2 separate regions of the Homo sapiens genome follow, and region 2 is linked to region 1. Evidence: chromatin loops called from intact Hi-C (ENCODE). Cell type or tissue: Caco-2. All regions are shown on one strand. Each heading gives the region's core, and the rest is flanking DNA. Links, peaks and the distances in the headings are about the cores only. Region 1 has its middle 76 kb from the start of EDN1. Region 2 has its middle 140 kb from the start of LINC02530.

The links. Peaks named below come from ENCODE experiments on the same cell type or tissue, not always from the same donor. Only the 100,000 strongest peaks of a DNase experiment are listed, where the experiment ranks them.
Region 2: a loop joins it to region 1, with 1.9 times the contacts of the local background. A loop is called at or near these places in 3 of 110 quality-filtered maps.

The regions. Positions count from the first base shown.
Region 1 is chr6:12,359,049-12,374,597 of GRCh38, reverse strand. No RefSeq gene overlaps it. Among named protein-coding and RNA genes, the nearest start is that of EDN1, 76 kb to the right of the region's middle. RefSeq lists enhancers at 7,978-8,649, 10,663-10,982 and a silencer at 8,675-8,875. In Caco-2, for the core only: CTCF peaks have their summits at 9,132 and 9,354; DNase peaks (open chromatin) are centred at 9,137 and 10,527.
Region 2 is chr6:12,434,875-12,450,423 of GRCh38, reverse strand. No RefSeq gene overlaps it. Among named protein-coding and RNA genes, the nearest start is that of LINC02530, 140 kb to the left of the region's middle. In Caco-2, for the core only: no CTCF peak of the experiment used is centred there; a DNase peak (open chromatin) is centred at 7,703.

The DNA of each region.
Region 1 (15,549 bases), core at 5,097-13,096:
GCCATTCAGTAAAGGACAGTCTCTTTAGCAATTAATATCAGAAAAACTCGATATCCACATGCAAAAGAATGAAGTAGGACCTTACCTTACATCACATGCAAAAATTAACTCAAATGCACCAAAGACCTAAATACAACAGATGGGCTGCATACAGTGGTTCATACCTATAATCCCAGCACTTTGGAGGCCAAGGTGAGAGGATCCCTTGAGCCCAGGAGTTGGAGACCAGCCTAGGCAACATAGTGGGACCCCGTCTCCACAAAACATACAAAAATTAGCCAGGTGTAGTGCACCTATAGTCCCAGCTACTCAAGAGGCTGAGGTGGGAGGATTGCTTGGGCTCAGGAGGTTGATGCTGCAGTGAGCCATCGTCATGCCACTGCACTCCAGTCAGGGTGAGAGAGTAAGATCTTGTCTCTAAACAAATAAATAAACGTAAGACATAAAGCTCTAAAACTATTAGAAGAACAGCAAGACTAAAGACATGTGAAGCTCTTAGAACCTGGAACTGAGTAAATTCCCTGCCTCAGTCATACATGGATGGCTCCATGGGGCAAAGAATGGGCTGCTTACTTTACCCAGAGGTGTAGCAGATAGAAGGGCTTATTCCCTACATCTAGTGAAAACAAGACCAAATTATCAGGGGAAAAAAATGTACAAGTCTAAAGACAGAAGGACCACTAAAATCACGAACTCTTAAACTGAATCAAATCTTGTAGTTCATGCTGCCAGTGGGGAAAGACCCTGAACATCTGAAAAATTCCAGTGAAGGGAAACCTACTACCCCGAAGCACAATCCACTGCCTGTTGCAAACTCTACCTCCTTGCCTGTTTCCTCAGAGTTAATCTGCTTCTTTCCAGCAGTTACTATTGGATCTACTGCCACTCTCTTTCCAGACAGTCTTAAACTGTATTTGGAGATAACTATAAAACTGTATTTTGGCAGATGTCTTCCTGCTGACAGCCAGCAAAAGGTGGGCTCAGCTAGAAGCAGATCAGGACTGTGTGATGAAGCTGTTAATAAAGAAGCTAACTCAAAATAAGCCTGCTTTGTTGATGGCACAAGGGAGGTAACAGCTCCCGTGTTCTGTATATTTCAGAAAATCTGCTAAGCTTTGTGTGAATCAATGAATTCGTGATGAATAAGTGAATGAATGAAGGACAGCTAGCATGAGGGGTCTAGAACCATATCATACAAGAAACAAGCAGTTGTGTTCATATTCCAAGTATTGAAGAGAATACTAAATAAATCCATTCTTAATATCTATGTCTAAGCTTCCAGAGGACTGTTGTTGTGAAGAAAGAGCCTTTTCTTTTTAAACTTATTAATTCAGCTCTACTGCTGTAAGGGACATGCAATGGCCAGGAGGAGGATTGCTCTTAGAGGTGAGAACTAAGACAAATGTGTGGAGGTTACAGTGATGCTGACATAGGCTCAAATTAAGGAAGACCTACTTTAAAATTAGAACAAACAAAGGACAACTCTTCCCGGAGATCTGAGCTCTCCCTCAATCACAGTGCTATAGGAATGCTCACCAAGGACACCTGTGTTAGGTGAGGAGAACCCCCGTGTGGTACCCAAAGCTGAGATCCTATGAATTCTGTGATTTCTCAAGGCAGCTTCTTCAGTTCTGCCAGCTCTGTGAGATATTATACCCTGATCAAACTCCTGTTCCTCATAGATTCTTCTGAAGCCCACAATAGAATGGATTTTATCCCCGTTTCTTAGGGTTAGAACTGATTGGCCAAAGTGAAACTTTCTCCAGCACTCATCTACTCTTACTGATTTATATTTTTGCTTATCTACACCCTAGACATTATAGAGACTTCCAGACCCTGGAATGTGACCAAGAGATGGATAATCTCACCAAAATTTCCTTAGACATGTGTGGATCAGATTAAATAACATTGTGGCACTGATACACATGGCATCACCAAACACATAGACGGCATGTGTCTTGTCCCTAAATACCACCCCAATGCCCTCTGGCCATTTTTCTGTTTGCTGTACTACAAGGTGCAAAGGGAGGCATCACTAACATGCACACACCAGTATCCACAGCCCGTGGGCATCCCAGCACCAAGGAGAAGGTCAATGGTAACAGCCGATTTTTCTAAATGAAAACTAAATAAATACACAAGGCAAACGCAAACATTCATTATCTTCAGGATGTATATGCTTGAAACAGACCTGTTATTCTATCACACCCCATTTAGAAAAATTAAAAACAATATAATACATAAATTGCTTGCTGAATTTAGGAAGAGGAAAACTGTATGGCTGAGTGACTTGAAGCCTCTGATGGGGACAGAGATGCTCTGGTGCTATTCTTCTTCCCAGCTTCCCAACCTGAACTCACTGGGTGACTTTAGGCAATGGGTCTGTCCTTCTGTGCCTTCGTTTTCTCAAAATTAAGGCACACATGAATAGCACCTTGTCTCCCATTCTGGGCTTTTGTGAGACTTGACAAAGGTTGTATCTCTTCTCTTAATCCCACTAGATTACTTCAGTTGGCTTCATCGTGGTCCCTTGCCAGTAATGCACAAAGCCTTAGACTATCACATCTGACCTCTGCACCGACCATGGAAAATCAATATGACTTTTTGTGTATGTGTATTTTCACCAGTTAAATTTAAAATGAAGTGTTAAACAAGATTCTTGGTGTGCTTGACATCTAAGTCCAGATTTGGCAAAGGATAAGATCCTGCCCTTGGGAGCTAAGGCCTCAGATATGGTATCAGGTTAGTAGAGAAGCAGCTCCAAGGTTAACTCAATTGCTGAGACATTTATGGTACTTCTCTGTTGATTATTTACCTTGGGTGCTATTTTAGTGAGCTGCAATGACCTGAAAAGATAACACTGGGAAACTGATGATTCATCCTTTCGTAAGAACAGGGCACCTTCCCTAGGCAATACAGTAGATTTTACTAGTGTTCTTCTTGAAGCTCTGTTTTTAGAAAAGGGTCTGAGCTTACTGAGCTATACCATACTTCTGTCAACATTCATGTCAGGAAAATGGCCAGGTAAGACATGCTCAAAGATTCTCTCTTCTGTTACTTTTATTATTTTTATTACCAAGTCACAGTCCATACCGAATAAGCCTCTGGGTATGGGACACAGGCATCAGGATTTTTTGAAGCTCTCCAGGTGATTACTTGTCTTACCTTACTTGTCTTACCTTAAATGGAAAAATTAATCCAACTGTCCAAAATCCCCTATTGTCATTCATTCAACAGGCATCTGTCAAATTCCTGCTCTGTATTAGTCACTGAATTAGGTACTGAGTAGAACTTGTAGAGAAGAAAATAGACATGGCTCCTGGCTTCTTGGCACTTGCACTAGTGGGAGAGATCATTGAGAAAACAAGGAAACAAGAAAATGAATAAATAATTATGAGATGTGATAATTCTAGCAAGTAAGCACACAGTGATACAGAATTAGAGAAAGAAGGTGGAGATTATATTGGGTGGCGAGGTAAAACTGGAGGACCAAAGGATGGAGAGGCATCTTGGCTGGGAGTTTCAGGGAGGTAGTTCCAGGGAAAGAAGAATAGCATGTGTGGAGGCTCTGAGCCGGGAAAGTTGGACACATCTGGGAATAAAGGAACTTTATTGCTTGTTACTCAAAATGTGGTCTGTAGAGCAGCAGCATCAGGATTCCCTGGGAACTTTAGAGAAATGCTGAATCCCAGGCCCCACCCCAGACCAAATGAATCAAAATTTCCATTTTAACAAGATCCCCAGGTAACTTGTGTTCATATTAAAGTTGAGGAGCACTGTCAAAAAGCATAGGTTCCAAGTGTGGGTATACATTGAAATCACCCAGAGAGCTTCAAAAAATCCAGATGCCTGGGTCCCATCCCCAGAGGCTTACTTGGTATGGACTGTAACTTGGACATCAGGATTTTTGTTAAGCTCCCAAGGGATTCTAAAATGCAGCAAAATTTGAGAATCACTTATCTGAAGAACAGCGCAAAGGGTAGACGCTTGATAAATATTTGTGAATCAAATGCTTGACCCTATAGCTTTCCCAGAGATTCCTGCAAACAGGCTGCAGGCAGGCACGAATGTTACTCTCCTCCAAATGAGTGCACTAGAAGGGCTGCGTTTCCCAGAAAAATGAAACAAAATCATGAACCATTCGGAGAAATGAATTCAAAGATCACTATTCCAGGAACCAATTAAACTCTTCTGTCTGTCAGGGAGCCACTAATTTGGGCATTTTTGTGAATTCCCTGTAGTTGGAAGGGGATCTCTCTGGTGGCTGGACACAGGTGAGGGAATGCAACCCTGAGTTGGACTCATGGAAAGACAGCATGATTTTCAGATTTTCTTTCCCAACGACGGAGAGCTCACACCAGAGAAAACCCTCTTCAGGACAGTCTGGTGACATTCTTGACTAATGAGCTCAGAACAGAATGTCCCTGCCCTGGCATTATCAGGGAAGACTTGAGGGGGGGCGGGGTGTGAAAGAGTACAGGGTGTCATCGAATGGACGATGTGCATAGCACAGATCTGTGGGGAAGCCCCCTGGGTATTTCCTGCACCTGTGCGTCGCAAGTAATAACAGCCAACAACGCGTGCATACATTGGAGAGTTCAACACAAACACCGTGTCAAGGACCATTAGTGACCATGGGCACAGTCAGCTTCCCATTGCCCAAGAGTGGCCCAAGAACTGAGAAGCGCAGAGCAACCCCTGCACTCACCACAGGAGGTTGCAAAAGATGTTTAGGAGAATAAGGCTCACTCATTTCCTCCTTGCCAGGGCCCTCAGCTTTTAAGGCCTCTTCCAAATACTGCTATACCAGGTAAGAAATAGTCATGCAAGTTGAGTAATAATGTAAATTGACACTGGAGGAAGGGGCAAGAAGGGAAATTGGGATGACACAGATCGATCTTTAAGGGCTTCCTCAACCTTGTGGGAAAAACAAAAGATTTTTATTTTTAATAATAAAATAAGCAATATCCTGGCATGGAGGAGATACTATGAACCCCAGAAATAGCTGCATTAACCCTTTCTGGCTTTTCAGCACACTGCTGACTCAGCAGAATGAACAACTTTCTAGTTGAAAGCTGCCCACTCTGAAGTGTAGGCACTAAATAAAGTTACCATGTTTTAAGGGTCATGAAGATGGCTTGGCTAAATGTGCCTAAGCAAAATTGAAGAATTACATGGGCTGAAGAATGCATAAATATATCACTTTCTCATATATAAATGTCTTTGAAAATAAGAATGTCAAAATTCAATGTGAACTGAATAACTGAATATCAAGGAAACAGCTTATTCTTTGGGAGTAAATGATTTTCCTCAATAACTTGTATTCAGTGTGCTTCTTCTGTGGGCTTCCTAAAGAGCTGGAAATGCAGTCCCTGCAATGGCTGTGTGCACATGGTGCCCACCCATGAGTACAGCCGTGTAAGGTACAATTATTGATGAGTTTCACACCTGTGCCTGGACTGCAGCAAGAGACCAAAGAAAAGCATACTAAGACGCTGCCTGGTTCCACATTAAACTCATGACCACAAGCCGCACGTGGACCTGAATATTGCCCATCAGAGATTCCATGTGTCCAAACCCCACTCTCTCCCACCATCTTTGATGTTTATTTCCCACCTTCTTTCTTCTAAAACGCCTCATCTCGCTTCCTTATCTCCCTATTTCCATTTTTTAAGTAGAAATTAAAGAGAAACCCCCCATTCTGCCACCATCACCTTTACTCAACAACTGATATCTGTGCCAGTCCATACATTCTGCTTTTTCTCTGTTTTGCCACAGATACGCTGTCATTACTGCTAACCAACAGCAACGATGACACTTAGGCGTTAGATCCCACCCCCTCCTATCATCTTGAGGAGTGAGCCCTCTCTCCTGCCTCATTGTCTCTCTTCCCTGTTAGAGAATTCTCATAAATATGTCAACACATTATAAGGCCCCCCATCTTTTTAATCCTCCTTTGCCCTCTCCATCTCTCTCCGTGACCACCTAATTTCTCTGCTTCTCTTTAGAGCAAAACTTTTCAAAGGACTTGCAAAAGATTTGTTTATTCTCCTTATCTCTACTTTTCTTCCTTATTCCTTTTTGACCCAAATCTAATCTGGTTTTTGTCCCCACCACTCCATGTTAACTATGTGTATCAAGGTTACGAGAGAATTCTTCATTATTAAATCTAATGATCAATTCTCAATTTTTGTCTTGTGTAAACTAGCAAAAGCATCAAAACACTATTTGGTTTATTGGACTCTTAGGTCTTCTCCTAGCTTCTGGAGAACTTCCCAATCTCTTTTGCTGCTTCCTCTTCATCAGCTCTAACTTTCCATTTGGAAATAGCCCAAAGCTCTTCTCTCTCTGCCTACCCTCACCCGCTAGGTGATCTCATACAATTTCATGGCTCTAACCATCTCCTCTGAACTTTAACCTGTACATCCTCCTCCTTACTTGACATCTCCACTTGGATGTCAACTGAACAAATTGAACTTACTGTGTCCAAATCCAGATGCTCAATTTTCCTCTCAAACTTGCTCTTTTCCCCAATCCCACTAAACAACAACTCAATTTTTGCAGTGGCTTGGGCCAAAGACCTTAGAATCATCTTTGGCTCCTCTCTTTCCCTTATTCCCCAACTTCACAACATTTAATTATGCAGTAAACTTCATAGGCTGTGTCTTTAAAATATATCCTGAATGTATCTGAGGATTTATTGGCACTTTTACCTCTGCTGTCCTATGTCAAGCCATCAGCATCTCTCCCCTTGATTATTTTAGTCACATCCAATGTGTTCTACCTGCTTCAATATTTGCCCCCTTATTTCTCCATAGGACAGTTGGAGTAATCATTTTAAAATATATGTCCCTCTTCTGCTTAAAATCTTCTAGTAGCCAAAGCCTTTTAATGACCAACAAGTTCCCACACAACCTTGGCAGCCATGCCCCACCCTGCACCTGTGTAGCTCCACCCACCCACCTGACTGCCATGCTTCTATTTTCTCACTCTGCTTCAGCCACAGTGGCCTCCTAATGACTCCTAACATGCCAAGCAAGCTCCTACCTCAGGGCATTTGCACTTGCTTGTTTGCCTGCTGGTCTAAAAACTTTCCACCTTACCCTGCTGTTAGCTAAATAGTTTGCTACCTTTTGCCTAGTGGTGTCTTCTCAAGTGCTCCCTGATCAGCAAAACCTTCCCGATCACCCTTTGCAAAATACCAATTTCCACCCAGCATCTTCTTTCCCCTTTATCATGATTGATTTTATACCTGTAGCACATGTGATCACGTTATATATCATATGTATTTCCTTACTATTTGCCTCCCTTCGTTAGAAATTATCTCTTTAAGAGCAGAGATTTTGATTTGTTCTTGCCATATTTATAGCACCTAGAACAGAATTTGTCATGTCAAAATTTGTCATGTCAAATGAGTGAATGAAGAAGTATAGCCAATTTAGTCGTTGCAGCAGTGGAACAAATATCAAACAAGTAAAATCAGTCTTTGCTATCAAAGCAGTTGTGTGCATGAACAAAGATAATTCCACCATACTGACTAAGAATCCACTATATGCTAAGCATTGTGTTATGCAATGTAATGAGAAAACAGTGGTTGTCTTTTACTCTTTCTTCAAGAGAACTAAACAGCAATAAGGAAGGTAACGTGCAAATGGGTGGTGAGAAACGAGATAACACATTCAAGGAAAACATAGCAATTCTCAGCTGATAGGAGTATTATAGCATAAGCATTTATGAAGGTCCTGCTGTGTGCTTTTAGCTAACATTTATTGAGCTCTTGTGATATGCCAGGCAGGACACCAAGCGCTTCGCAGGTATTAACACATTCGCAGCTTAGAAGAATATTATGAGGCACATATTATTTTAAATTCCACTTTACAGAAGACAAAACTGAAGCACAGAAACTCAAGTTAGTGACCCATGATAGCACAGCATAAAAATAATGTAATTAGATAAATACGAAAACCACAAATGTGCAGACTAAAAAGCAGGAAGAAAGCAGACCTATCAGTGATCAAAACGCATTTATTTGCTTATCATGTACTCAACATCGGGTACTATATGAAAACAATCCCATATAGTAAGAGTATTGCACTTTTGGAGGTGGTCTCCCCTTTTCAGAAGAGTTGCTATTGGGGTATTAGGGCCTTATACCACTGATTCTCAATGTTTAATAAAAATAAGGGTCAACTGGGGATCTTGGTAAAATGCAGATTAGGTCTGGGTGGGACCTGAGATTCTGCATTTGCCACAAACTCCCAGACAGTGCTTCTGCTAGAGGCCCATCCTTGCTACCCTGAGTAGCAAGAACTCAGACAAATTAGTACCCACATCTGGTTAAAAAAATAGGATGGTGCGGTGGCTCATGCCTGTAATCCCAGCACTTGGGGAGGCCAAGGTGGGTGGATCACTTGAGCTCAGGAGTTTGAGACCAGCCTGGGCAACATGGTGAAACCCTGTCTTTATCAAAAATACAAAAATTAGTAGGGTGTGGAGCCGCGTGGCTGTGGTCCCAGCTACTCAGGAGGCTGAGGCAGAAGGATCTCTCAAGCCTGGGAGACAGAGGTTGCAGTGAGTCAAGATCATGCCACTGCACTCTAGCCTGGGTGACAGAATGAGACTGTGTCTCAAAACACACACACACACACACACACACACACACACACACACGTTGACCAATTTGTAAATGACAAGTAGAGAAGTCACCTCAAATGAGTGAAGTGTGGACTGTTGGGAAAGATAAGCTGTCTCTGTCCATTTTGACCATAAACCAAAGGAAAAGTTAAGATTGTCTGGAAAAACTTTTCAAGTGGACCACTGTTGCCAATTTTTATGTCATTTATAGTTTTCTAACAACAGTAGTCAGAGATGAAATTGGCTTCATCCCCAGGCCTTTAACTTATCTATTGTTCCCACTGGACCAGCAGCTCGCTTTTAAAATACCTTCTTGGTTTATCTTTAACCCAGAAGCATGGTGTTTTCCTGGTCTTTGGCTGGATCCCTGCTTCCTCAGCCTAAACAGAAGTCTACCCTGTGAGAGTCCCCTGCTGCGGGCACTTTTCCTGCTTGCTGCTAAAGGAATTCCAGAGAAACAAAAGCAAGGAGGCCGCTCACCCCTTCCAGCCCCCACCCAGAAGGCATTTTTGCTTTGAGATTCCACCTACAGGCTCCACTGGTGAAGTTTCCCCGGAGCAGAGTGCCTCCATTCCGTTCCTACTTAACAGTCATGGTGAGGTTAGAAGGTTAAGGGAGCCTGCCCTGCAGAGAAATTTGCAAAGATTAACTAATGCAGACAACAAGTGTCCGGAAGAGCAGAGAAATGTGAGGTCTACTTTATGGGGAAAGCTACCCAAGGCAGACAGGAGGAAGTTTCAAGCACAATTGGACAGTATCTCAGAATTGTGTGGATGTGTGTGTAATAAGAAGTATACATAAAAATCTACATAATATATATTTTATATATAGTATGGGTTTTTACATACTGTATATAACTGTATATATACACACACATAACAGTGTGTGTGTGTCTGCATATGTGTGTGACTATATATGTCTGTATATATGTTACGTGTATGTATATGTGTGTGTATATACACTGTTACATACACACACACACACACACACACTGTTGTGGGCTAAACTGTGTCCCTCTAAAATTCATATATTGAAGTTCTAATGCTCAGTACCTCAGAATGTGACTGTATTTGGAGAAAGAATCTGTAAAGAGGTAATTAAGGTAAAATGAGGCCATATGTGTGGGTCCAAATCCACAACAATTGATCTCCTTATAAGAACAAGAGATGTAAGACACAGACACACACAGAGGGAAGACCCTGTGAGGACACAGGAGAAGACGGCATCTACAAGCCAAGGAGAGAGGCCCCAGGAAAAACCAAACCTGCCAACACCTTGATCTTGAACTTCCAGCCTCCAGAACTATAAGATAAATTTCTGTTATATAGGACACCCAGTCTGGTATTTTGTTATGGCAGGCCTAGCAGACTCTCTCTCTCTTTCTCTCTTTCTCTCTCTCTCTTTCTCTCTCTCTCTGTCTCTCTCTCACACACACACACACACAGACACACACACACACACACACACACACAGGTTGGCCACTAAGTCTGAAAACACAGACAAACATATTTTAAAATATTTATTGTTTTCCTACTACAAAGAATGATAAAATGATATTATCTAAGAGTCAAGATTTTATGGCCCGCTCTATAGGCATAAACGTCTCGGCCTTCTCCCTGCACAGGGGGAAGGGAGGGTAAAGTAAATATCGAGTCAACGATAAGGCTGAGAAGGAGCCTAAGAAGTCTACTGCACAGTGCTTGGCCAGATTTGGGGGTGAATGTTCCGTTTCCCCAAGAATAGCTTCCTTAGAGTTCTTTTTCCTCAGATGCCATTAGGCTCTCTTCAACCTTGTCCCATGGCATGGCCACACTCGGCCCCCACTTGGCCTTTCACCAGGCACCCTCCATGCGGCTTTGGACGTCTCCGTGCTCTGTGAATGCCCTTCCCAGACATTCTCCAGCAAGGCCTCAGCTGAGGGGGAGGCAGGGCAGGGCTATGCCTGTCTTGAGTTGGTTAATGATTACCAAGAATCTGGAAATCCTTCTACCATGGTTATGCACAGAAACTGAAATGTCAAATTAAAAACAGAACCCCTGAGATAAGAAGAAAGTGGGACTGAGAAGCAAGAGCCCAGCTTGACCAGTGAGGCTCTGGAAAATCTGTGGTTTTGGGGGACAAGAAAAAGTTCCTGTTTTTTGCGGCAGTAGTGATTATAAAAATAGCAGTGTCATCATTTTGTTCAATGAGGAAGTCCAAAAATAAATATATGGGGTGAGCTAATGAAGGACTTTCCATGACATCTCAGGTCACAGAAAGGAAAGAAAGGGGAACTTCTATATTTAAAGGTCCTATTATAACAGGAGCTATGTTTCTTTCCTATTTTTTTTTTTTTTTTTTTTTTTTTGAGATGGAGTTTCACTCTTGTTGCCCAGGCTGGAGTGCAATGGTGTGATCTCCATTCACTGCAACCTCTACCTCCTGGGTTCAAGCAATTCTCCTGCCTCAGCCTCCAGAGTAGCTGGGATTACAGGCATGTGCCACCACGCCCCGCTAATTTTGTATTTTTAGTAGCAACAGGGTTTCACCATGTTGGTCAGGTTGGTCTCGAACTCTTAACCTTAGGTGATCTGCCTATCTCGGCCTCCCAACGTGTTGGGATTATAGGCGTGAGCCATGGCTCCTGGCCTGTTTCTATAGCTTATCTCATGTAATTTTGACCATAATCATATAAAGTAGACTTTATTATTCTTATTTTGTACAGGAAGAGCTGAGAAGTTAGGTAATACAGACATTGTTGGTTGAATGACCCAGCAGACCTTCCCATCCTTTTCTGTCTGCTGCCTTTCTCGATGGAAGTTGGAGATGGTACATATTCTCCTTTTCTGCCTTCTTTGCAGCTGTAGATGGCCTGACTACATGACAAAGTTCTAGCTAATGACATATATATGTATGCAGAATAATCCCAAATTTACATCTACGGCCTGGACTTCTAGTCTATATCAGAACTTAAGTATCCAACTGCCTACTCAACATCCCTATTTGGGTAGCTACTAAGAATCTCAGCCTAACATATCCACTTCTGTTCTCCTGTACTTCCTGGCTATAGCTGCCTCTGTTCGTTCTTGTCATGCAAGTAAAGAGCAACTCATTGCTCCAGGTGCACAGAACTGCAAACTCAGCCACCCTTGCCCCTCTTTCTCTCACACTCTGTATCAAGAGTATCCAATCTTTTGGCTTCCCTGGGCCACATTGGAATAAGCATTGTCTCTGGTCACTCATAAACACACTAACAATGGCTGAAGAGTTTTTAAAAATCACAAAAACATCCCATAATATTTTAAGAAAGCTTATGAATTTGTGTTGGGCTGCATTCAAAGCCATCCTGGGCCACATGCAGGCTGTGGACCGGTATTTGAGACCAGACTGGGCAGCAGCTTGTTCTATATCATCAATCAATCCTTGGTCTCTGCTAGCTCTACTGCTGCCATACTGGTCCAAGTCACCAGCATTTCTAGCTTAGAAGCCTCCTAATGGGTCTCCACGTTTCCATCCTGCCACTCCCTTCCACATGGTCTCAGCACAGTACCCAGAGTGAGTCTGTTAAATGTAAATCAGATGGTGTCCCTTCTCTGCTCACAACAGTCTCATGGCTTCTCATCTCACTCAAAGTAGAAGCCAAAATCATTCAGAAGCTCAGAAGGCTCTACAGGACCTGGCCCCTCACTTTCTCCTCTCCCATGCCCCAGCTCCCTCTGCTTCAGCTACGCTAATCTCCTTGCATCAGACCTTTGCATTTGATACACTGTCCTCCTCCCAGGAAAATATTTGCCCAATTTATTTGCATGGTTTACTCTTAACACCTTCTTGTCTTTATTCCAATGTCACCTTCTCAGTAACAGCTTTTCATTCCATTAAAAAAGGAACCTCTCCCCGCTACCACCACCTGGAACAGCCTCCCTTCTTCCTGGATTTATTTTGTCTATAGCATCTATCATCATCTACTACTACATTTTTCACTATTTATGTTGTTTACCGTCTTTCTCCCCCTTCCCACTAGAGTGTCACTTTCATTTCAACGAAGATTTTTTTCTGTTCTGTTAAAAATTCTAAGTGCTGCCGGAGCACTTAGAAAAATACCTGGCCTGTAATAGCTTCTCAATAAATATTTCACCAATTAATTAATTAGTTCTTTAATGCTAGGGGATTTGAGGGGAATAATTTGGCTTCTTAAATAAGGGACAGGCATCAGAGGAGTCATTCCTGTCTTTAGAAATGCTGAGAATACATAAGCAAAAGTATAGAAGGAAGTCTTATGTCATATTGAGCCACTGAAGTTTCACCTACACTCTCTTACCTCCAGACATCCCATTGTGTAAGGAAAACAACACCTTATTCACTTAAACTAGGTGTCAGCAAACTATGCCCCACAGGCAAATTCTGGCCCGCTGTCTGTTTTTGTAAATAAAGTTTTATTGGAATACAATCAGGCCTATTCATTCATGTCAATGGTATCTCTTGGGCTGCAAGAGTTACAAGGCCCACAGAGCCTAAAAGATTTACTATCTGCCCCTTTACAGAGAAAGTTTGTTAACTCTTTATTGTGGCAAGTGTCAGCTGAATTTTCTGTTGGTATCAGTCAAATGCATGGTGTGTTGCTCAGGTGTCCTGCTGCAGGGAGCTCACCTGAATGCTGGCCCAGCCGCTAACTTCTGGATCCCCAACCTCCTTGTCAGAACCACACTTCCTCCAAACTGCTCTTTCCCAGTGGCTGAGCACAGATGCCATTCCTGTGAGATGCAGGTCTTCTTGCACTTTGGCTGGAGGACTCCCATCAACCTGGCCAAAACATTCCTGCAACTGCTCTGGAATCTGAGAGTGCCCTTAGCCAAAACTTCTTCCTTCTTTCTTCCCTTCATAGGGGTCAGACCAACATCATGGCCTAAGGGGCTCCCTACCTACTCCTCCTTCTTTCTTTAACCTTCATGAGTTCTTCCTCCAATAAATCTGTTATCTTGGCTTCTGCTTCTTAAAGAACCCCAACTAATAAACATTCTTGCTTGATAGACTGCAGTCATGGAACTGGTACAATACGATCCTTAGATTCAAACTAACACCTCATGGTGTTGGGAAAGCATGCAAAACTCATGCTTTCCCAACACTGCTCAAATAGTACCATATCCCTGGACACTTGTTTTGCCTTCCTCCTTATGTTCATTTATTCAGCAAGGAAAACACAAGAGCATTTATGCTCATGGACCACATTTTATTCACATGTATACTCCAGCACCTAACAGAGTTTGTCAAACAGCTGGCAACTTTACAAATATTGCTTGGATGAATGAATAAGTGGATGAACAAACATTTGTTGAATATCTGAAATGTGTGCATTTGGTTTAAAGCTTTTCTGTGTTCCCAATTCAACTGAAGGGACAGTATACAAATGACAATGTTCAAGAACAGCTCAGCTGTGTTGTCTAAAATGTATGAATAGGTAAGAGCTGTAGACAATAGGATCAGCAAGGAGATCACTACAATAGTACTGACCATATGTGATAAGGGTCAGAATTTGGTATCATACAGTGAAAGTTGAAATAAAAGGAAAATGAAAGCAAGGTTTTAGAAAAATGAATAATTGACAGGCGATTAATTGGTCAGAGAAGTCAAGCAAGACTAGAGAGCAAGATGCCTCAAGGATTCTGAGCCTAGCTGCCTGGAAGAAAGATAGCACCATTTGCCAAAATGAAGATTTTAAGGAGCTACTATATGGGGCAGGAGTTTGTGAATTCTGGCAGGAAGCAGAGGATCATTTGAATAAAGTATTTAAAAGATGATTGAAGAAGTGAGATTAGCTCTTGGGAAGGGCTGTCAGGACTAGAGACAGTCTTGAAAGTCATGCCACTAAGAGAGGACAGTAGAAATTATGAGAATGAATGAGTTCTTGGGTGAAGAGTATGTAAAAAGACAAAAGTAAAATCTAGGGTGATCCCTGGGCCAGAGGTGGTGGCTCACAGCTGTTATCCGAGCATTTTGGGAAGCCAAGGCAGGACGATCGCTTAAGGCCAAGATTTTGAGACTAGACTGGGCAATAGAGTGAGATCTCATCTCTACAAATTAAAAGAAAACTTAGCTAGCATGTGGCATGTGCCTATAGTCCCAGTTACTCCAGAGGCTGAGGCAAGAGGATCGCTTGAGCCCAGGAGTCCAAGGCTGCAATGAGCTCTGATTGTGCCACTGCATTACAGCCTGGATGACAGAGTGAGAGCTCATCTCTATTAAAAGAGACAAAAGAGTGATCTTTGCATTTAGGAGGTGGGAAGAGAAGAAAATGCCAATAAAGAAAATGTAAAGTAGTCAAGGGAAGGATGAGAACCAGAATTGTGACATGATCCAGAGACTAAGAGAAAAGAGAATTTTAAGAAAAGAGCAGTCACTGATAGGAAAGGATGTGGAGAACTCAGAGAGCTTGGACAAGTTGGTTTAGATATTTGGGATCAAATGAAAGGGATTAAATGAATGAAAGCTTGAAGGGTCACCACGATCACCCATCAGCTTATCAATTTGGTATGTGTTTCTGTTTGTTTTCTTTTTCTTCAAAGAAAAGTAGATTGTTCAGGTCTTCAGCAGAGATTAAAGCCTCAACGGAGGTAAAAAAATTGAAGAGGATAAAGAAAGGAGATGAATGAGATAACAAGTTCCTGGAGGAGGCAGGATGGCAAGAGGATAGAGAATAAAAATGAGAAGTCTAGCTTTGGAAAGGAAAGTGAAACAACTGTTCCTCTAAGTCAGAAAGGAAGGATGAGGGCACATAGAGAAATATTCTCCATGGTATCGCTTCTCTACAACAGACCAGAGCTGTATTTGGAGTATTATTCAGCACCAGGGCTCTACTGTAACTTAATTCCCATGTTGGCCAACCCTGAAATAAGGTTAGGTCTAGTCTAAACGAATCTCTTATCTATGTACTATTATCCA
Region 2 (15,549 bases), core at 4,361-12,360, 77 kb before region 1:
CATTTTGCACACAAAAATTTCTAAATGACTGTTATGACTAGTAAGTAGAAGAGTTTGTCACTCTCCTTCTTTTCATCTGAAGTAACTTTTCTGTCTATGGAGATCATTATCAGTAGGTAGATTCCCACTAATTTGGACAGTTCAGATAAAAATGGCAACAAATAAAATTTGAGTACTTTCTGTATCCTGGGGCCTGTACCTGTTCTTGGCATGCCCTGATATTTAATTCTCAAATGTCATAACTTTTCCTTTAAAAGAAAAAACCCACAAATTTCCTCCTGCCTTATACTGAACACAAACATTGTCAGGTAATAATGCAGGGAAGTATTCAACCATGTAATGATAAGAGGTGGGCTTAATGAGAACTCTGTTAGAGATACTGTTGCCTACAACACATCTATAAAAACCCATTTTTCACTTTGCGATTCCTGTCAATTCCCAGGGCTGCAAGAGGATGCCTGGAGACCTTGATACAAATCCATGTTAAGTCTCAACTTTCATTCTCACGTGGAGACTGTGTGAGTTTCCTATGGCTGCTGTAACAGATGATCACAAACTTGGTGCTTTAAACAACAGAGACTCAAGATCTCGTAGTTCTGGAGGGTAGGAGGACAGCACCAGTTTTACTAGGCTAAAATCAAGAGTCTGCAGAGGTTCTGGGGGAGAATCCATTCTTTGCCTCCTCCGGTATCTGATGGCTCCAGCATTCCTTGGCTGTGACCCCATCACTCCAGTCTCTGCCTCTATGATTACATTGCCTCTTCCTCTTCTGTCTGTCATCTTCTGCCTCTGTCTGATAAGAATGCTTGTGATTACATTTAGGCCAATCTGAAGAGATTTAACTTAGTCATGTCTTCAAAGTCTTTGCCATAGAAAATAACACTCGCTGGTCCCAACGATTAGGGCATAGGCACCTTTTGTAGGGGGTGGGGAAGGGGTCATTATTGAGCCTAGCAGAGAAACTATTGATTGTATCAGGTTAACCCTAGTAACAGGTGCTTCATTTTAGCCTGTTCTGTTCTGTTCATTTATAGTTCTAACCACAACTGTGTTACCTAATTTCTTGGTTATTTGTTTAATATCTCCCATCACTAAACTAAGTTTGTAAAAACAGAAAACACATTTGTCTTCCTGTCTGTTGCGTTTCGCACCATACCTCCATCATCACCCTCACTCCAGTCCACCACATTGAGTATCTGGCACATAATAGATACTCAATGAAATTTTTGAATGATAAAAAATCTTCATTTAAAAGATGAGGTTCAAGTGACCTGCTCAAGTGCATACAACTAGTAAGTGGCAAAGTGTGTCCCTGAGTTCCAAACCTATGAGCTCTATTTGCCTCCCTTGGTCTGGTTCTAACATTTTGATTGTCAAATATTATAACTTTTCCTTTAAAAGAAAAAAAAAAACAAATTTCCTCCTGCCTTATATTGAACACAAACATTGTCACGTAATAATGCAGGACAATATTTAACCAAATAATGAGAGGTAGGCTTAATGAGAACTCTGTTAGAGATACTGTTTCATATAAAACATATAAAAAACCCATTTTTTCACTTTGTAATTCCTGTCACTTCCCAGGGCTGCAAGAGGATGCCTGAAGACCTTGATACAAATCCATGTTAAGCCTCAAATTTCATTCTCAGAAGCTGATCCTTTGATATTTATTTATTTATTTTGAGACAGAGTCATGCTCTGTCACCAGGCTGGAGTGCAATGGTGTGATCTCGGCTCACTGTAACCTCCGCCTCCTGGGTTCAAGCAATTCTTCTGCCTCCGTCTCCCAGGTAGCTGGGACTACAGGCGTGTACCACCACACCCAGCTAATTTTTATATTTTTAGTAGAGACGGGTTTCACCATGTTGGCCAGGATGGTCTTGATCTTCTGACCTCAAGATCTGCCTGCCTCAGCCTCCCAAAGTGCTGGGATTACAGGCATGAGCCACCGCGCCTAGCCTGATATTTATTTTTTGAAGCTGTAAAACCACACCATCCTTAAAACAGAGTTGTAATAATTTAAAAAAATCTTTCTCTAAAGTGTCACAGGGGCTGGGTGCAGTGGCTCACACCTGTAATCCCAGCACTTTGAGAAGCTGAGGCAGGCAGATCACCTGAGGTCAGGAGTTCGAGACCAGCCTGGCCAATATGGCGAAACCACATCTCTACTACAAGTACAAAAAAATTAGCCTGGCATGGTGGCAGGTGCCTGTAATCCCAGCTACTCGGGAGGCTAAGGAAGGAGAATCACTTGAACCTGGGAGGCAGAGGCTGCAGTGAGCCAAGATCATGTCACTGCACTCCAGCCTGGGCCACAGAGCGAGACTCCATCTCAAAAATAAATAAGTAAATTAATTAATTAATTAATTAAATTAAATGTCACAGGTATTGTAAGACTGCTCGTGAAATCAGCCTAGCTAAAGCAAAATGAAAACTGTTTGATGGAAACAAAAAGCACTAGCTCTTTCTGTCAAGGTTCAGATCAGCATCTAGATCAACATCTATTCTGGTTCTCCTCTCTGCAGGCCATCCCTTTCAGAGAGGAAACCTGGCTACTATCAGGTGTGTGTAATATTCATTTCTCATATGTACTGCTGTCTCCAAGCATGAAAGGCCAGCTGCAGGGGTGGATGTTACTGGGGAATAGAGAGAGCTTGTCTGATATTTTCAAAGCTTGATTATAGTGTTTTTCTCCTGAGGCAAAACCTTGAGACTTAAAGATGCTAATATAGCTTTTTTTTTTTTTTGCCCTCTCCCTTCCCTAGTGGAAGAATACCACTTTATGATATTTTGAAAATAAAGTCCTCAAATAAAATGTGTTCACATGCCTGGTTATATAAAATATGTTCACATCTAAACAACACTAATTTAAAAATGAAGTCCCCTGGAACCTGAATTTGAGAACTGCCTAGACAAAGAGAAGCCCTTGAGAAAAAGGCCCCAGCAAGAATTTGAAAGGGCTTCTAGAAAGCACAGAAAATCCTGCAGAGGGAAAGGAAGAAGAGGCATTAGGAGGAAGAAAAAAGTCTTAAATTATTATTTCCTTCATAAAATTGAAGACACTTTTAAATTTTTCAAAGCAGGGAAGGCAAGTTCTTGACAGAAATGAGCAAATGCATGATGATGGATTCCCAGAGGATGGGAAGTAGGACCCATTACATCTTTTTCATGATGAGATGATTCTCCTCAGCTGCTTTGATTCAGCAGCTGCTTTTCTGGTGCTAATCACTAGGAGATGGAGAGAAGTGGATGAACTCAAAGGATTATTTAGGAAATATTTCAACAAAACATAGTGGTGGGTTGAATGTGGTAACACAGACAAATCAGCAGTAACTTCTTGGCTCACGTCATGAGCGTTATGTGGGTAGCAGCACCATGTATTGAGATGGAAAAATTGGAGATGGTGGATTTTGGTTTGTGGAGAAATCAAACTTAGAAAATTTTAAGTATGAGGTGACTAGAAGACATTTGAATGTGTAAGTCTATAACTCAAAATAGATGTGTGAAGTAGAGATGAAAATTGGGAACCGTCAACATTCCGCTGGTATTTATGTGTGTGGGAAGAGATGAGGTTGCCCAGGTAAGGAGCATACGCAGAGAAGAAGGTCCAGTCCACAGCCCCAAGGAACCCGATGTTTAGAAGTGAAACAGAGGAAATGCAGTCAGAAAAGGGGCTGGGAATGTTTTCAGAGGAGAGAGTGTGCTTTCCAGAGAAAAACAAGGAGAGTGTGTCTAGATGATCTCACTTGGGTTTGAGCTCTAGCTCTACCACTTAGCACCTTTGTTGTATGCTTGGCAGAATTATTTAACTTCTCTAAACTCAAAATCACTTTTGAATTTGGAGAAGTATCACACACATACTCACAAACCTCAAAGTGAGCCACTCATAGCTTCCTGAAGCACCTATGAAAGAGAGAGCAAATTTCTCTTTTGCTTTGATTAAAATAACATTTCTTAAAGTTTAAGGAAACTGATGAGACATCTATCTATCTGTCTATCTATCTATCTACCTACCTACCTACCTATCTCCATAGATGTTATGTAATGCTCACAAGAATTTTACTCCTGTTTTCAAGTGTTTGCTTTCTAAGGGAATGATTGACACATTTGCACAATAGGCAGAACAGGATAATGCAGAGATTGATTTATCTGTTCATACCTAAGAGTGATTCTCCTTACCTGAGGCACTTGAGAAATGGGGCTCACCTAATCTCAAAGAATTTCAAAAATTTCTTTGGAAAGACCAACTTGTCGGCCAAGGGGATGTCTCAATTGATTTTCAGTCAATTCCTATTTGAGAGGAGAAAATACGATGACTTTCCCTGTTACAGGGAAAATTCATCTAATTCGTTTCATCTTACATTATTTAGAGGAAAATGCAATGATGAAATTGTTTTGATCTCTGGGTATGTTTCCCAAAGCTTTTAAAATACACATTATTTGGGAGAATAAATTCACTGTCAAGAAAGAAATTTTAAATGTCCAATCCTTTAGGGTTGGATGATTTCTAACCTTGACCATGTTTTAGAATCACCCTTTGTATTGCATTTAACAAAACCCTTAGAGTCTTTTTAAAAACCCACTATGTTGCCTCTCTACAGTGTATTAGTTATATACATACTGCTTTAATTTATCAATATGTGTTGACTTGGACAATAATATAAGCAGCCAACAGTGGGTGATTACACACATTAATTTGTGTACATAGAATCTTGATTCTCTCAATAGTTCTCATTATGCACCCAGGATGGTTTTTAAAAGTCACTAAAGAAAGATAGTTTATCCTCACAGAGTTAGCAACAATTTATTTTTTAATATTAATGAAATTCATGTAAGTATCCTTAATGGCACATAAATTACACGTGCATGTCTTGATGGTGTTATAACTTAGATTCAATGTTCTGCTGGGACTCTCTGTACCTCATACATAATCATTTATACATTTCCTTTAAGGTAATATAAAGTTGAGTTTTCATTTTGTTTCTGAAAATAAAAAATGATGTATTCCCACATTCAGTTTTATTTTCTTAAGAGGCAATAATTCCCCATGGAGAAAACAGTGTATATTTGGTTTGGAGCAATTCAACTGATTTCTGAATTCTAAGTTTAGGAGAAATGAACACTCTTCTTAGTCTATAGTCATTTGATTGGGTGAGAGTCACTGATCTTGTATTAAAAGAAATACATTTGCAGGCATAACTGGCTAAAATAAACTAACAAATCCAAATTATGAATAAATGAAAAAATTCTTTCGACAAGGTTGAATTAGCAACCAACGAAGTAGATCAGAATTAAGGATGCTTTTCTTTAAATTAAATGCTACTCTCTCACTTGTACCTTGATTATCCAGGAGACAGTAAAGGTGGACACAATACAGGAAGATTGGGAGAAAAATTACACAGACCAGCCAAGTTACGCACCAGACTCTGAACACTCCAGCAAGGACGAATTCACTCCCACTTTATTGTTGGAATGCCTTGAAAACAGAAAAGTTCTTTTTTTTTTTTTGAAATGGAGTCTTGCCCTGTCGCCCAGGCTGGAGTGCAGTGCCGCGATCTCGGTTCATTGCAAGCTCCGCCTCCCGGGTTCAAGCAATTCTCCTGCCTCAGCCTCCCGAGTAGCTGAGACTACAGGCAAGCGCCACTACGCCCGGCTTATATTTTGTTTTTTCAGTAGAGACGATATTTCACTGCCAGGATGGTCTCGATCTGCTGACCTCGTGATCCGCCTGCCTCGGTCTCCCAAAGTGCTGGGATTACAGGCATGAGCCACCGCGCCCGGCCGAAAGCTCTTCTTTATAGTGGAGCAAAATTACTTCCCAGGACCTTCTAGACATTAGTTCTAATTCTTTGAAATAATAGTACCTACTACATGTTTTAATACCTGTCTTTTAATCTTCTCAAGGTAGGCACAATTATCCTCCCTTTATAGATCATGAAATTAAAATTCAGACAGGTTAAACAATTTGTCCAGCCCCACATGGCTAGAAAGTGATATGACAATAAACCCAGTTCTGACTTCTAGGCTCTTACTTTTTCCTTCTGTCCCCTGCTGCCTTTTTAAATCAAAAAAGCCACATAGAGTATTAACCCTTCTTCAATATATTGACCCACCATACTGTTCAGCATTTTACCTTCTTTTCATGTCTGCTGTCATCCATGAAAAATATTCTGAATTTACTCAGCCTTCCTTTCAATGACTCAAATTTGAATCTTCTAATCATTCTAGTTTCTCTTTTCTGGACACATTCCAAGTACTCAATTTCTTTGTAAAGCATGGCACCACCACAGCCCCAAGAATGATATGCGAAGGCAAATCTGGGAGGAACAAATATGTACCTTGTTATGAGTATTATGCTTCTTTGAATACAGCCCACATGTAAATCAGTGTGTACGAGAGTCTCTATCTTGTCTACAAGCATATTATACAAGTTTGTCAATATGCCTTGCTGAAACTCAATCAAGAATCAAATCGTTTTACAATCTCCTGGATATCCATCCCACACTAAGCTTATGAGCTCTATCATTATTAAAGAACATGTAAGTGGTTTTCAAGGTACCCCTTCCTGGCAATCAGGTAAGACTTATTTTCTTACTTGTCTTATCCCAGAGCATGTGCTGTGTCATTATACACAAATCGTTTTCCCCTTGGGGACAGTCACTTTCTAATGTAAGGGACAGCATACATTGTGCTGCTGATTATATAGATGGGAAAGATCAAACAAAGTGAGATGTTAAGTGGCAAAGCATTTCAGTAGCTGAGTCAACAATTCAAAGACTTTTGAACAAAAGAATATTATGGTGAGTTCTTTAACTTAGAAAAATGACTGATAGAAACAGAATTTATTGCTCTTAAGACATGATTTTTTTAGCTTGATCTGGAAGCCACAATCATACAAACATCAAAAGAATACTCCATACTCAAACAAGAGACACAGAAACAATTCTATTAAACAAGTCATTTGTTCACCCAGCAAACATTTTTGGAGAGAAAATAATTATTTTACTTATCCACAGAGGCTTAAGGAAAAGAGTAAGATTCTAGAGTGACATCTCATAAGTCAGAGCCAATTATTTTCAAACACTACCAATTCCAATGAGCTACAGTGAAGGTAATCTTGAATAAAGTTCAAGATTTCACTGTGTATGTTTGCAAATGATAGACATGACATACATAAGTCTTATGGGAGTTCAGATTCTAATAAGCTGGCACCCCAACCTGACAGCAACTCCTCTGAAGTCAATCTGTCTACGTAATGGACTTGGATGCCAGTTCCAAAATTCACACAGAAAATTCATCTGAGGAAGTTGTTCCCTGGAGACATCTTCTGTATTTACACTGGGTAAGACAATGTGTTTTAAAATCCATAGGAAAATCACAAGGGGAACAAAGACCACTCCCTTAAAAAAAATAAAAAGGAGTAAAAACAATCTAAGAATTAGATACCCTGTAGTCAATCATGCAAATGACTTTTTCTGAGTTAACGTGCTGCCTGTCAGCATCACCTCTCCCAACTACATTGTCTGAAAACTCAATCTGGCTGTTCTGTTCTAAATGAACAGGAAACTCTTCAACAGTATCCTCTATAGGATGTCTTGATAACATCAGTAAGCAGAGCTTTGGGCACACGCCTCTTGGTCACATACACACCCCAGATGAGAAGACTGAAATTCTTCTAGGTTCTCATAAGTAACAAAATGATAGCCTTCTTGGCCTCTGAATGCATGCGTGCGGGGGAGAAACTAGACTGTTATCACTGCAGTCAGAAGGAACAAAGTCATGAGAGACGTTAACAATTTGCAAAGTAGGGTGTGTCCACCATCCCACCCTTTCTGCCTGGCATCTGTTTCACCAGTCTCTCCCCTAGTGCAGGAGGGACCTGAAAGATACTTGAGAGACAATTCTTATTATTTATTTATCTAACAATGTCACAAAATAGTAAGTAGATATATTAACCACTACTAATTTTTAGAGAAATGCTTAAGCATTGAGGATCCCAGAAAGAAAAGTAGAAAAGCAAAATCCTGCAAATTACCCACAAATCACCACTAATTTTGAATACTACAAGCCTGTCTATTTTATTCCATTAAAGATGTGGCCAGGCGCGGTGGCTCACGCCTGTAATCCCAGCACTTTGGGAGGCCGAGGAGGGCGGATCACCTGGGGTCAGGAGTTCGAGTCCAGCTTGGCCAACATGGCAAAACCCCATCTCTACTAAAAATACAAAAAAAAAAAATTAGCTGGACATTGTGATGTGCACCTGTAATCCCAGCTACTTGGGAGGCTGAGACAGGAGAATCGCTTGAACCTGGGAGGCGGAGCTTGTAGTGAGCCAGGATCGCGCCACTGCACTCCAGCCTGGGTGACAGAGCAAGACTCTGTCTCAAAAAAAAAAAAGAAAGAAAATTAAAGCTCCGTGTGCTCTTATGCCTAAACTGAAGCATAAATAGAGAAGTATCATGGAAGTCAAACCTAAAGCCTGGCAGGTCCTTTGCTGGTAGGCATGTTTATATTTTGGTTCTGAGCAGTATTATCGTTTATACATAATAATAAATACACTAAAACATAAATTTTGATGAAAGATAATTAGCTAATGTTTAGGGCTATAAAATGACACCAAAATAAAAAATTCAAAGGGGTATTTATAGTGTCCTTCTGTTAGTTTCTTAGGGCTGCCCTAATAAACTACCACAGGCTGGGTCACTTAGAACACCAGAAGTCTACTTTCTCATAGTTCTAGAGGATAAAAGTCTGAAATCAAGGTGTTGGTAAAGACATCTGTTCTCTGGCAGCTCTAGGGAAGGAATCCTTCCTTTTCTCCTCTAGTTTCTGCTGCTGCCAGCAATCCTTGGTGCTACTTGGCTTATAGATGCATCACTCCGATCTCTTCTTCTAATTCTCATGGCCTTCCCCGTATGTCTGTGTCCAAATTCTCCTCCTCCTATAACAATACCAGTCACTGAATCAGAGCCAACATAATCCAAGGTGATCTCACTGTATTTCTGATTACATCTGCAAAGACTATTTCTGTAGGAGGTCACATTTACACGTTCTAGAGTTTAGGACTTCACAGTATCTTTTTGGGACACATGATTCAATCCATAACAGAACTCACTTAAACCACTGACTCACTCAACAAACTACAGCTAGCCATACTGATATGACTCTTGGGTGCTGAAGGGTGATAGAAACAGGGAAGAAGGCACATGGCTCACAGAGAACAGCCATGTCATAATGCGTATTTTTGTATCAGGACCATGGACAGTAGCTCATGTTCCTTCCACCACCTCCCCCATTTCACCCCAATATTGGTGATGCTTATGCTTATGGAGAGAAAGCCTCTACACTAAACTAGGCTTATTAAAAACTATTACTTGGTTGGTCTACTTTTTCTAAACATGTACTCTATAAATCAATTTATCTTACTCACTGTCACTTCGCCTGGTATGGTGAAAAAAGATTATGATAGTGGAAAACAGTTTACTGGCCTATAAAGGTTGCTGTTACCTTTCTTTAATCTAGGGTTCTATCTTCATTGCAAAGTCCTAAAACCTAAATACTTGGCTTAATAAATAATGATCCAGTGAAAGAAATGGCTTTTACCATTTAAACTCATCCAGAACTTATTTGTTCCTGAAAATAAATGAAATTGCTATAAGATACTTAAGCTATAAAAGTTATGTTGCATTTCTAAGATGAAGCATGTTAAAGCAATGTGTAAAGAAACATTAATGGGCTGGTATCAATATGTCATAAAGCCAGAATGGGAGGTTGGAAATGGAAAATGGGAAGGAAATGGATGGAGTGGCCATATCTAAGGGCTCAGGTAATGGACAGCTGTCTGTGTCCTTCTATGGAGCTTGAGCTTTTATCGCAGAAAATGGGGAACTATTGAGGAGTTTTAGGCATAGGAGTGATGTGGTTAAATTTGCATTTTATTTAGATGCTCTGTTGATTGTGTAAAGGATAATTTAGAGGTTGGTAAGACTAGAGGCAAAGCAAAGCTGTTAACTAGGGTGATGATACTGAAAACAGGAGAATGGAATGGACTTCAGAAATACCTAGGGGATGGAATCAGTAGGTCCATCCTAGTTACTGATTGCATAGAAGAGGTTTACATTTTGCCTTGGGTGATTAAGAAGAGAAATCTTCTTCAGGAGGTTGTGAATAATGAGTTTGTTTGCTGATACGTTAAATTTGAATTGCCTTTGGGAGTTCAAAATCTGTACTCTTAAAGTTACAATTATCTCAGAGGAATAAGCTCTGGTGTTCTATTGCATAGCAGGGCGACTATGGCTAACAGTCAGGTATTGTGTTTCACAAAATAGTTAGAAGAGAGGCATTTGGATGTTCTTACCACATAGAAATAATAAATACATGAAGTGATGAATACGCTACCCTGAGTTGATTATTTTACAACCTATATATGTATCAAAACATCACATTGTACCCCTATCAATATATACAATTAGAATGTGCCAATTAAAAAATTAAAAATCTGTACTATAGGTTCTATTAGAAAAGCATTGGCCCTGTTTCCTAAATCCCCGATATCAGCTTAAATCAATTCAAGCTATTCTTTCACTCTTGGGTTGTAACCTCTGTGAAAGTTGAGATCTGGTATCCCTTAGAGCCTGAGAAAATACTTGTTAACCATTTCTGTTACCAACCTCAAATTCTTAGGTCCGTTAGGTGGAGGGATTGAACAACTTATTTTCTAACACCTGGTAGCTTCTTATTGTCTTCAAGCCAAGAGGATCTTGTAGGTGTGCTTCCATCTAGGATAAGGACTTTCTTCTCAGGACTTTAGACAAAGAGAATGACTGGGGATGCTGGGTTTCTGTGGTTACTAAATTGCTGACAGCATTTAAAGGCATGTTTTTCTTGACACAATCTATATGCATGCAATGACTTGTCAGATCATCTGGTTGTTTCTGAATATCAGAGATTAGCATGCCTCTGACAGAGGGCAGGGTCTGGTGCCTTGCTGAGGAGGACTTAACAGCTTAAGATGGCAACCTACCCATTATCAGATTTAGATATGACAATCATGTGTTTTCCTGAAAGTCCCTACCCAAGGACCAGATATCTAAGACTCAATTCAGAGAGTCAAGGTTGCCATAACAAGACAGCTGGCTGTGTAGGTGGAGACCAGGCTTCCTGGTATTCCACATTCTCCACAAACTGGTGAAGGGTAATTGGAAGTGATAAGTGAATGGAGGCGATGTCTTTTTTAGATTTTCCCCAATTCTATAAAGTGAGAACAAAGGAATTAGAAATGAGTTTTCATAAAATTTTAGTATTAGAAGGCATCATGGAAACCATCTGGTTTTATAGCTTTCTTTTAAAGGCATGGAAAAGGACCCAGAAAAAACAAAATTAACAGTAGTTGCAATGTTCCAGTGAGAATCCAATTCCTTTGAGTTACAGAGCAGAGCTTTTTCAGCTGTATGTTACTTCCTACATCTTCTATTTCTTGGATTTGGATACAGGATGATATAGCCAGAAGTACCTCATTTGATTATTTTAACAAGTAATTATGCTCTGCCTTAAAAAATTTATTTGCAATAAGTTCTTAGTTTAGGGAAATCTTAGATATTGACTCAGCTTATTTATAAAAATCAGTTTTCCAGATAATTGAGGGTATAACTCGGTAAAAATTAAAAATTTTTCCTGTTTGATAATTTGATATGCAAATCTAAATTTTATTTAATTGTAATACATATTTTCATGCCTTCTTGGATCTAAGAGCTTATTCTGTGGAGAATGCTTATGTTTATGAAGTACCCATAGGTGACTTCTTTACCTCTGGTATTTGCACAGATATTTTTATTCTCAAGATACGAATGAGAAAACAAACAGAGAGTTTAAGTGACATCCAAGTGACAATGTTGGGGCTTAAGCTCCCATCTGTCATTCTATGGGAACTTGCTACTTCTATATGATGAACAGTTTACCTTTACTTGATGTCTTAGTTTTAATTCTGCAGTTATACCAACATGACCTTAGGACCTGCTGAGAGATGCAAAGATATTTAACACCGGTTTTTGTGCTTTTCAATATACTCATATAAGCTTTTAAATTAAATTTGCTATCTCTTTTTTTTTTCTTTGGGCAATTGCTTATTGCTGTTACTAGCATACTTGACTAATGCCCTTTCTTCAGTCACTGCTTCTGTTTTCTTCTTCAAAGCTGCTGTATTCAGGCCTGAACTGTATCCTTCCTCCTAAACTTATATGTGGAAGTTTTACCCCCAGTTCCTTAGCATATAACCATATTTGGAAATAAGGTCATTAAAGGGGTAATTAAATTAAAATGAGATCTTGAGAGTGGGCCCTAATGCAACATGACTAGTGTCCTTAATAAGAAGAGGAAATATAGATGCAGACATGTACATGCATAGAATAAATACCATATGAATACACAGGAAGAAGGCTGTCAAGGAAAATGGCCTCAGAGTGAAACCAACCCTGCAGACACCCTGATCTTGGGCCTCCAGCCTCCACAACTGGGAAGAAATTAATTTATATTGTTTAATTCACCCAGTCTATAGTATTTGTTAGAACAGCCTGGAGAAAACTAATACAAATAACAGATGAAGATAGCTAGTTTTTGGAAATGTGTGTGAACTAATAATGAACAGGTCTTGAAATGGGCTGGCCTCGAAGTCAAGTTCCTGGGCTTTAGTGCACAAACATTGTGATATTGCTTTTAGCCTGTGGCAATACCTTTTGCTTATTTTGTGTCTCTGGGTTATTTTCCGAATAAGAGGAGTTACAGAATAGGTGAGTTTCAGATAGCTAAAGTTATAGTTCTACAAACATTGAATCACAAAATATAAACCAAGTGGTCCTTTAAATAAAGAAGGAGTTTTTTACTTCACAAGAGTGTTTTTCTGACATGCTTTCTGGTTGCATTTAAAATGTAATTTAATTTCCTAAACCTTAATCTATCCATACTCTTTCAAGAACTTAACAGATGTAAATATCATAGCATATGCATCTATTTCATCTTTTATTTTCCTCTCCTAGGCTATATTGGTAGTTGCAAGTGTCATATTCCTATTATTCATAATGCCTGAGCTTCCAAACAAATGTTGAAATGGAATCTGTGGAAGTTCAGAATTGTTGACTAAAGTTCACCTGCAAATGAATTAGCTCTCCCTTTCCTCTTTGGGGCTGCTTCAGTGTTTTGGGTGGAAATTACAGACCTCTAAGCAGCAAGGGAAGAACAAATGCATTAAGTGTATTTCTGTGGTAGTGACACAGACCATTCAATAGAACCTAGCAAGCAGGAAAGACTGTATGGATTTCAAAAATAGCACCCATCTGTCTGAGAGCTGCTAAAAAATGAGTTTTCACCCTTGGAACCAAATAAGACTTAGGTTCTGGAAAAGCCATAGAGAAGTTCCTCAGAGAATTACAAAAACATGTACCTTTTTGCATTCCAAGAATAATAACCAGGCACAGGAGGACACACAGTGCCAAGTTTCAAATTCAAATCAAGCAGCACATGTTAAGAGTTGAAAGTTGAACTTTGGCCCTTCCCCAGCTGAATGCTGGTAAAACATAATACCTGGGTTCAAAGGTCAGCGCTTACAAAGGCATCTTGACAAGCCACCTTGGGCACCTTAGAATGCAACATAGAAACATCTATTCAAGGCATATATAACTTAGGGATAAATGAATAAAGAGTATAGTTTATGTGTTGTGTGTGTATGAATATATATACATAAAGATACATTTATAGAATTTAAAATCAAGGGGCAAACTTTAAGAAAACATTGGCTGGGTTTAACTAAGTCAAAGGCATTATTTTGCAGCAGGGAAGGGAATAGGTAACCCTAGGATGTTTTGTCAGAAATGAAATGCCATCATATTCATATTTCTGGCAACTAAAAAAAGGAAAATATCACATTTTTATGTCTGTTTTGAAAAGAACACGTGGTGAAATAGTATTCAGGATGTGGTTGTGGTTCCAAGTCATTTGCAAATCCAAACTTCCTTCAGTTTTGTTATCTCTCACCTTCATTTACAGAAATAGGAAGCACCATATCTATTTTATGAAGTGTTAAATTCACTGGTGATAAAATATCAGAATTTGCATGTTATGCCTAATGATTCAGTTTTTGATGTGGCAAACATCCAGATAAAAATTATCTGGTCATTTCATCGTGCTATGGAAAAGCAGAATGAACCGTCATTTTCTAATGAAATAACATGTGGGCACCCTTAAAGTCACCCTAGCAGACACCCTTAAAGGCAAACACACACACACAAATTCTCATGTCACCTACATAGTAATAACCTATATAAGAAGTTATAGCAAAGCACCAGGGAAACAGAACATCATCAAATGCAGTTCTTGCATTTAAAAACATCAGAGTCAACTATTAACATTCCTACAGAGACATTCATAATAGAAAAAGGATTATAATAAGGCAAGTGGTGAAAGTGTAAACAGCATTCATGCACTACGGGCTGAGTATCTAAACTCTCCCATCACTGGAAGTTTAGTCCATTGAGAATTTGCATGGCTTGGTAAAAGCCTGAAAACCTCCACTGATCTTATTTATCAGCGGAGCGAAATAGAGACTATAATCTGTTTTGTTCACCATAATATCTCCAGTATCTGGCACATCTGCTGGTACATAAGAGATCCACAATAAACATCACTGAATAAATGGAAATGCATCTTGGGACACAAAACACAGAGTTCAGTTATCAATACAGAGAAACCCAAATGTGATGTAAAATGGAATGGCCCATGAGATCCTGTCTCCATTGGGAGACAATTCTTCATTATCTCCCATATTTTGTTTCAGACCAAGCCCACCCAAAGAGATAGAATGTGGGCATCTACTGAGATCATAATAACTGAAAAATAATCATAGTAACTGAAAAAAAAAACATGAACCACCAATCTAAGAATCTCAGAGAACTGCAAAAAGAATAAATACAAAGCATCACACACATATACATGTATCTAAGCATACTATATTCAAACTTCTGAAACCAAAATTAAAAGCAAATCTGAAGGCAGTCAGAGAAAATGGACATACTACAAACAAAGAAACAAAGGTCAGAATCACCAGAGACTTCTTGTCAGAAAATATGTAAGCCAGGAAACAGTGGAATGACATCATTAAAAGGTTAAGAGTTTTTAAAAAAGGCCATCAATCTAGATTTCTTTAATCTGTAAAAATATATTTCAAACATGAAGGTAAAATAAATATTTGTGGGTAAGCAAAACTAAGAGAATTTATTTCCAGGAAACCTTGACTATAAGAAATATGAAAGGCAGTTATTGTGGCGGAATGAATATGATAGCAGACAGAAATTTAGATCTAAAAAATAAAAATTTCTAGGAATGATTAAATGGAGACTAATATAAAAGACATTAAACATTTTAATCACTGTAAAAGATGTTACTGTCTAGCTCAAAAATACTAGCAATGTACTTACGGGTTTACCCCGTAAGAAATACAAATATATGGCAACAATAGCACGAAGATGAGAAGTAGAATTCAAAATATATTGCTATAGAGAG